Linked DNA regions of Homo sapiens: region 2 is linked to region 1. A link is an interaction called in ENCODE POLR2A ChIA-PET data of the cell type or tissue named here. Cell type or tissue: OCI-LY7. All regions are shown on one strand. Links, peaks and the distances in the headings refer to the core of each region. The heading gives the core; the rest is flanking DNA.

Region 1 (4,393 bases), core at 308-4,307:
CCTAAAAATTCCCTTCATGTCTCACTGACCAGAGTGTGGTCATATGCCATTTCCTAAGCCACACTCTGGAGAATAGAATCAGAATGATTGACTTAGAGAATCAACATTCAACTTCCAGTTCTGATGCTTGAGCAAGCTCTGGCCGAAACACTTTATTTCACAGAGCAGTGTGGGTATCTGAACAAAAGTCATGGTTCCGTTAGCATTGAAAAGAATGAGGAAGTGGTTGTTGCATGGATAACCAACAGTGATTGCCGTAGTTGCTCACTGGCATTCTGATGTGCTTTCTTGAGGAAGAGCAAAGGGAGTAAGGTATAATCAGAGCAATAGGAATGGCACATAATGTGGTATGTCTCTATGGGAATGTGTGATGAAAATGGCTAAAATGCATCTCGGCTGGAACCAGATTAAGACCTGCTTGCTTCTCTGTATCTCTGGTCTTCACTTTGCGTGTGTTACTCAGTCTAGTGCAATCTCACTCCCACCCTCATTGCAATGAATGCTTTAAATATGGACAGTCCTCTTTGCATGGTAGAAATTTCAGTTACCACAGCTTAGTTAAATAACACCAGTTCCCCAGCATTTCAGATTTCAGTTACCACGGTATATTAACTATGAGTAATTGCAGGAAGTACAAAATTCACAGCTAGCTCTTTAGTTCACAGATCACTACATAAATAAACAACACTTACATCATAATCAGTGATCCATGATGTCTGTTGTGGACACTTTGAAGAATAGAATGAACTCCCATCAAAATTTTTGGTTTGGATGTCAAGACTGATGACACCACACACACACACCAAGAAGGTGTATGTGTTCTTTACATTGGTTTGTTATTTCTGGGAAGAATAGGGCGGCCCTCCCAAGCTGGTTTGAAAATGGCTTGAACAGAGGAAGGGAAACTGGCTGGGGGTATTGATTGTGCTCTGGGGAGTGGACTAGGATGAGGGCTCTACACATAAGCAGGGACTTGCATGGTTTGAATCTGTCACCAAAGGAGGGAGCACACAGGCTTTCTTATCAGCTTGCCCAGATGTGGGGCAGAAGCTGAAGAGGGCGAGGTGAGACTTCAGCAGTCAGACATCAAAAAATGGAGTTAGGCCGGGCACGGTGGCTCATGTCTGTAATCCCAGCACTTTGGGAGGCCAAAGCAGGCAGATCACAAGGTCAAGAGCTCAAGACCAGCCTGGCTAACATAGTGAAACCCTGTCTCTACTAAAAATACAAAAAATTATCTGAGTGTGGTGGTGGTCACCTGTAATTCTGGCTACTCGGGAGGCTGAGGCAGGAGAATCGCTTGAACCCAGGAGGTGGAGGTTGTAGTGAGTGGAGATCACGCCACCACACTCCAGCCTGGGAGACCGTGGGAGACTCCATCTCAAAAAAAAAATGGAGTTAGATTCTTTACTACAACACCACTTGTATCAAAATCTCTTGGTAACTGATTTCTGTGTAAGTCAGTCAGTTCATACACAGACAGCAAAGCATGAAGCAGTGATGCCTCCTTGTCTTTCAGTGGTAAGCCCATGTGACATTTCACAAAAATAGGCAATCAAAAGAAGAAACTGGCCAACAAAGATCAAAGTGCAGCAGCAAAGAAACAAAATGTGCCATATGGCAGCCATGGATGGAGATGCTGGTGGGGGGCTGTGCCCTGGGGTCTGTGCACTACTAGCCCATGGTGGACAGGATTGTACTCCATTCCTAAGAAGGACAGAAACTGGAGAACCCAGGCTAGCCCATCCTAGAAGACTTTTTTGGAGTTTTGCTGAAGGGAGGAGAAAGTTCTTTAAAGGAAGCTCCAGGGCAGAAGGAGAGGAAAGAGAGAATGAGGCAGAAAAAACAGTTGAAGAACTAATGGCTGAACATTTCCCAACTTTGGTGAAAGACATATTTTCATATTCAAGAAGCACAGTAAAACTCAAAGCAGAATTGGAAATAAAAAAACAAAAATGGTATCCCTTGGCACATCATAGTCAAACTGCTAAAAAGCAAAGAGAAAGAGAAAATTTTGAAAGCAGCCAGAGAAAAAGAACACACTGCATACACAGAACAACATTTTCAGTGTCACTGTTTTCTCATGAAAAACAATATAGGCCAGAAGACAGTATAACATCTTTAAAACGCTGAAAGAAAAAGTCAACTCAGAAATGCTTTTCCTGGCTGGGCACGATGGCTCACGCCTGTAATCCCAGCACTTTCGAAGGCTGAGGTGGGCAGATTGCTTGAGCTCAGGAGTTTGAGTCCACCCTGAGCAACACAGTGAGACCCCATCTCTACAAAAAATACAAAAATTAACCAGGCGTGGTGGTGTGTGCCTGTAATCCCAGCTACTTGGGAGACTGAGGTGGCAAGATCACTTGAGCCTGGGAGGTGGAGATTGCAGTGAGCCAAGATCACGCACTGCACTCCAGCCTGGGTGACAGAGCAAGACCCTGTTCTGAAAATAAATAAATAAATAAATAAATAAACAAACAAACAAATAAATAGAAATGCTTTTCCAGTGAAAGCATTCTTCCAGAATGAAAATGAAGTAAAGCTATTTTCAGATAAAAGAAAACAGATTTCGTTATCAGCAGACCTACACTATAAGAAGTGCTAAAAAAAAGTTCTTCAGAGAAAAGGGAAATGAAACCAGATGGAAGAACAGAGCTACGGGCTGGAATAAAGAGAATGGTAAATTTGTAGGTAAATACAAAATGTATTTTTCTTTTTAATGTCTTTAAAATACATCAAACTGTTTAAGGCAAAAACGGTTGTATTGTGGGGTTGGTAACATATGTAGATGTAACATATACGAAAGCTACAGCATGAAGGATGAGAGGGTAGACTCATACAGTTACAAGCGTCCTGCATGTTACCCGCAGTGCTGCGATATAAACTCGGAAAGACTCAAGAGTTCAGGATGCAGACTGTAATCCCTAGAGCAGCAGGTCTCCATGTGTGGTCTAGGATGACCCACAGTCCCTAAGATCCTTTCAGGGAGTCTGTGAGTTCAAAATTATTTTCATAACAATAAAAAAAGAAACAAAAAGTGATAATGCTGGAAGTGAAACCTGAATCTACTGTTAAGTGGAGTAATAAAGGAAATAGCTGACTGTGGGAAATGTGATTTTGCTGCCACTCGGGAGGCTGTAGATGTGCGATCAGGAATTCTGTAACGGCCAGCTCGTCGCTGTCACAAGGAGGAAAGTGGCTGTGATCAAAAGGACAAAGGTGGCCCTGAGGAAGTGACACGGGCAAAAAACCTAACATTAAAGAAACTCTCAGAGCTATTTCATGACACTGAAAGCTCAAAGGATGAAAAGTTAGAGGCCGGGCACAGTGGTTCCTGCCTGTAATCTCAGCACTTTGGGAGGCCGAGGTGGACAGATGACTTGAGGTCAGGAGCTTGAGACCAGCCTGGCCAACATGGTGAAACCCCGTCTCTGCTAAAAATACAAAAATTACCTGGGCGTGGTGGCACATCCCTGTAATCCCAGCTACTCAGGAGGCTGAGGTGGGAGAATCGCTTGAACCCGAGAGGCAGAGGTTGCAGGGAGCCGAGATCGTGCCACTGCACTTCAGCCTGGGCGACAGAGGGAAACTCCATCCCAAAAAAAGAAAAAAAGAAAGAAAAATTAGAAGCTGATCCAAACAGAATGGAGTATGACAATTCAGCAAGGCATAAAAAAGATCTTAACTCCTTATAGTAAGTTATATGGGCTGGACGCAATGGCTCATGCCTGTAATCCCAACACTTTGAGAGGCGGAGGCAGGTGGATGGCTTGAGCTCAGGAGTTCGAGACCAGACTGGGCAACGTGATAAAACCCTGTCTCTACTAAAAACACAAAAATCAGCTAGGTGTGGTGGTGCATTCCTGTAGTCCCAGCTACTTGGGGGACTGAGGTGGAAGGATTGCTTGAGCCTGGGAGGTCAAGGCTTCAGAGAGCTGAGATCACACCACTGCACTCCAGCCTGGGAAACAGAGTGAAACCCTGTCTCAAAAAAAAATAAAGAAAGAAAGAATTAAGTTATATGGCAAGAAGAAGACAAGCACTGTTCAAACAATTATTTATAGTTTTTTTTATTATAACAGAGACGAAGTCTCACTTTTTTGCCTAGGTTGGTCTCGAACTCCTGAGCTCAAGTGCTCCTCCCACCTCAGCCTCCCAAAGTGCTAGGATTATAGGTATGAGCCACCATGCATGGCCCAAACTATTCCTGATAAGTATTTTAAAAAAAAAAACACTTAATTCTCAATGTTTCCGGCATTTTAAATTATAGTGTCCTAAATAAATACTAACTTTACAATTTTTTCTTCATGTCTTTATACACGTATAGCAATAGTTGAAGTGTTCTCAATGTTTTGACAAAAATTTTAAAGGCCATGAAATAATAATAATAATT
Region 2 (4,396 bases), core at 300-4,299, 310 kb after region 1:
ATCTTCATCCCTCTGCAACCCTTAGGATTGAGAGTCCCCTTTTAAAAGGGAGGGGGGAAGTATGTTAGAGGTGTTCAAACCAGAGGAACTCCATCTTGAGTAGAAGCTGGTTAAAATAAAGCTAAGACTCGTTGCACCGTATTCATAGGAGGTTAAGCATTCTTAGTCACAGGATGAGATAGGAGGTTGGCAGGACTGGTATCACAAGATACAGGTCATACAGATTCTGCTGACAAAACAGAATGCAGAAAAGAAGCAGGCCAAATTGCACCAAAATGAAGAGGGTGACAAAAGTGACCTCTGGTCATCCTCACTGCTCATTATACACTACCTATAACACATTAGCATGCTAAAAGCACCATGATAGTTTACAGATGCCATGGCAATGTTCAGAAGTTGCCCTATATAGTCTAAAAGGGGGAGGAACGCTCAGCTCTGGGAATTCCCTACTCCTTTCCTGGAAAACCCATGAATTGCCCACCCCTTATTTAGCATATAATAAAAACAAAAACCATAAGTATATTCAGTCAGGCAGTTCATACTGCTGTTCTATTGAGGAGGCATTCTTCTGTTTCTTTACTTCTCTAACAAACTTGCTTTCACTTTTAAACGAATTTAGTGTTCTTTGTTGAGGATGCTATATAAGCTGAAATCAAAGCCACTTCTTTGAGAACTACTCAATTTCTGAGTGACTCCAAGTGTATCTGAAACAAACATGTGAATAAACTTTTGGGTTTTTTTTCTTGTTACTCTGTCTTTTGTAATTGAAGTCTGTTCCAACTAAGAACCTATGGCTGTTACTATTTTTCTTCAGCATGATACAGGGGACCCACCAAGGAGAGGGCCACATGACACCACATGTGCTTCTCATCAGCCTTAGAATACTCTCCAGCTGGGACATATTCCTGTGTCTCATCTTTCCTACTAGACCAGAATTTGCCACATCTATTTTCTTTTTAGTCCACCCGACACACCTACCCTCCACCCCTCCACACATACACTACACATGTGCAAACATCTCTAATTAAATTAGACTATAGAGGGCTTTGGGATGGAGGGAGGTGCTAGGACCCCAAGCCCTGCTCTGCCTGTAAGCAGCAGTTCACTGACCCATTTGCTTTTCTGACAAATGTGACTTGATAACCCCTGAGAGCATCCAGCTCTAACAGTCTATAATCCAGTAAATTGCTACCCAAAATGATTCTGTTTCACAGGACTGTGTCCAGCCTATGTGCAGATTATCAACCCCCAGGTAGGCTCTGGGAAAGAAAAACTGACAGCCACCTACTTTGCAAACCCTGAGGCTGTGGTTTATATAAATAGGGACTGGTGTGACTTGAAAGCCTATATTCCTAAGGCCAGGCACAATGGCTCATGCTTGTAATCCCAGCAGTTTTGGAGGCCAAGGTGGGAGGATTGTTTGAGGCCAGGAGTTTGAGACCAGCCTGGGCAACATAGCCAGACCCCAGCTCTACAAAAATTAATTAAAATAAAGCATTAGCCAGGTGTGATGGTGTACACCTGAAATCCCAGCTACTTAGGAGGCGGAGGTAGGAGGATCACTTAGGCCCTTCAGTTTGAGGCTGCAGTAGGCTGTGATTGTATGACTGCACTCCAGGCTAGGTGACAGGATGAGACCTTGTCTCTAGAAAAAAAAAAAAAGAAGAAAATGTGTGTTTCCTGTCAGCAGCCTTTACCCAGAAATGTCATGAGATCGCCTCACTGGGCAGCAGACAAATTATATCAACTCTATCCATTACACAAATACTCCAGACCACAGGGTAGCAAAATATAAGAAAGATTTATTAAGGGAATAAAATATCCAAAAACTTAGACTTATGCCATGGCAAATCAAACCCTTTTCCTAAGTGCAGCTCACGTTTTTTCCAAAGCACTTTTTTGTGCCACCTCCATACTTCCTGGTGCCTTGACAGAGAAGCTACGTCCTAAACAGTTTCCTCAATTTGCAGTCCCTGGGGACTCCAGAGAGACGGCATTGACAACAGCATGTAATATTGATGCTCAAATCAATGTTTTAAACATTGAGCTCCAAAATGAATAAGACTAAGGAAAATAAGCAGCCCAATTTCTATTTCTTCAATCTTTGAGCAGGAGCAAACCAGACTTTTTGGCCAAATTCTTAGATTTTTAGCAGAGCAACAAGAATGTTGACACCTAACAACTTCTGAAGGACCTACGGAAATTGCTCAACAAGAGGGGACAAATGTGTGGGCTGTTCAGGTAACTTGAAGCCCTAGGGAGCACTTCCTCCTGCCACACCGGCAGGTTAAGAGCCTGTTTGTCACAGGCCAGGCCTCATTCATCATTACCCGGGTGCCGTCTCCTGACATCAGTGAGTTTTCGGCCCCTTGACAGCACCTGTCTGGCAGCCTGGGCTATCAGCTGCTCTCCTGTCGCTCTGGCTGAGCACAGGGGACAGCCTTGGCCCAGCCCTGTGGAATCTTCCAGTCCACGCCCTCCTCCTCCTGGCAGCCCGGCACACACACACAACCTCGAGGGGACAAATGAGCAGTCAGTTTAGTTTCTCTGCATTCAATGGGAGGGCACCAGATGGAAGGCCACAGAATGCACCAAGCCAGGGTCTTTGCGGGGAGGTGGGCTGTTGGGGGGCTGTCACCATAACAACAGGAAAAGCACTGCTGAAGTTTCTATTTTGGTGCTGCCACTAATTACTACGAATATTTCATTCGGCCCTGTGATCAGCCATCCCCAGAGCCGCCTGTTACCGGCAGATGGCTTGTTTTCTTCTCTCTAGAAAGTTAGCCAAAGACCACAGTTGTGTTTGGTTGTTTCATTCTTTTTTAAAACACTGAGTGGCTTAAGAATGCTTTGTTTTTGCATTTTATTGTAAAAGTCAGATACCTCTAGATTTTCTCCAAACAAACACTATTCTGGGAAATAAAAGGCAGGCCTAGTAGCATTGACTAATTTAGTGTTTAAATATATGTATGAGTGAGAAAAAGGATAGTTACGCCCTTATGAGTAGAAATACTTAGCAGATCTGACAAGTATATCCATATGGGGTTATTTTTAGAAGTTCAACTTTCCCCATTCTTTTTTTTTATTTTTTAAGAGTTAAGGTCTCGTTCTGTTTCCCAGACTAGAATGCAGTGCCACAATCGTAGCTCATTGCAGCCTTGAACTCCTGGGCTCAAGTGATCTTCCTTCCTTAGCCTCCCTAGTAGCTGGGACTACAGGTGTGAGCCACTACATCCAGCTAAATTTTTTTATTGAGATGAGTTCCAGCTATTTTGCCTAGGGTAGTCTCGAACTCTTGGTTTCAAGAGATCCTCCAGCCTTGGTCTCCCCAAATGCTAGGATTATAGGCATCAGCCACCACACTCAGCCTTCCTATTTATACACTAAAAATTTTAAGTGAAACCCTGTCTCTACTAGAAATGCAAAAATTAGCTGGGCATGGTGGTGCATGCCTGTAATCCCAGCTACTCAGAATAAGGGAGGAGACCACCCCTCATATTGTCTTATCCCCAATTTCTGCCTCCAAAGAAAGAAGAAGTAAAGACTAAAAGGCAGAAATGAAATCCACAAGCAGATAGCCCGGCGCCACACCCTGGGCCTGGTAGTTAAAGATAGACCCCTGACCTAATCGGTTATGTTATCTATAGATTACAGACATTGTATAGAAAAGCACTGTGAAAATCCCTATCCTGTTCTGTTCTGTTCTAATTATTGGTGCATGCAGCCCCCAGTCACGTACCCCATGCTTGCTCAATCAATCATGACCCTCCCACACGGACCCCCTTAGAGTTGTGAGCCCTTAAAAGGGACAGGAATTTCTCACTCAGGGAGCTCGGTTGTTGGAAACGTGAGTCTTGCCGAAGCTCCCAGCTGAATAAAGCCCTTCCTTCTTTAACTCGGTGTCTGAGGGATTTTGTCTGTGGCTTCTCCTGCTACATTTCTTGGTTCCCTGACCAGGAAGCGAGGTGATTAACAGATGGTCAAGGCAGCCCCTTAGGCAGCTTAGGCCTGCCCTGTGGAGCATCCCTGAGGGGGACTCTGGCCAGCTTGAGCAACATGGATCCTGAGAGCGCTCCTGGGTAGGCAATTGCCCCAGTGGAACACCTTGCCAGAGGAGCACGTGGCAGGCCCCCATGGAGGATCAACGCAGTGGCTGAACACCGGGAAGGAACTGGCACTTGGAGTCCAGACATCTAAAACTTGGTAAGACTAGTCTTTGGAACTTGCCCACTCCATTTGGGTGGAAAGGTGACCTGATCACCTACGGCGTGCCTGTACCAGCACTTTGGTTTTTGTTTTTGACTTGACTTGGATTACTTGATACTTTGGTTTTGGTTTTGACCTGGCTTGGATTTCTTGATACTCCGATTTTGGTTTTGATTCTGGTTTGGTGTAA

What was found. Peaks named below come from ENCODE experiments on the same cell type or tissue, not always from the same donor. Only the 100,000 strongest peaks of a DNase experiment are listed, where the experiment ranks them.
Region 2: POLR2A ChIA-PET joins it to region 1 with 11 read pairs; 2 of 35 experiments call an interaction of 5 or more read pairs at or near these places.

What each region holds. Positions count from the first base shown.
Region 1 is chr18:8,601,223-8,605,615 of GRCh38, forward strand. No RefSeq gene overlaps it. Among named protein-coding and RNA genes, the nearest start is that of RAB12, 6.0 kb to the right of the region's middle. In OCI-LY7, for the core only: no CTCF peak of the experiment used is centred there; a DNase peak (open chromatin) is centred at 2,639; H3K4me3 peaks cover 1,455 bases; H3K27ac peaks cover 1,375 bases.
Region 2 is chr18:8,910,173-8,914,568 of GRCh38, forward strand. No RefSeq gene overlaps it. Among named protein-coding and RNA genes, the nearest start is that of NDUFV2, 190 kb to the right of the region's middle. In OCI-LY7, for the core only: a CTCF peak has its summit at 2,784; DNase peaks (open chromatin) are centred at 1,649, 2,349 and 2,689; H3K4me3 peaks cover 3,635 bases; H3K27ac peaks cover 4,000 bases.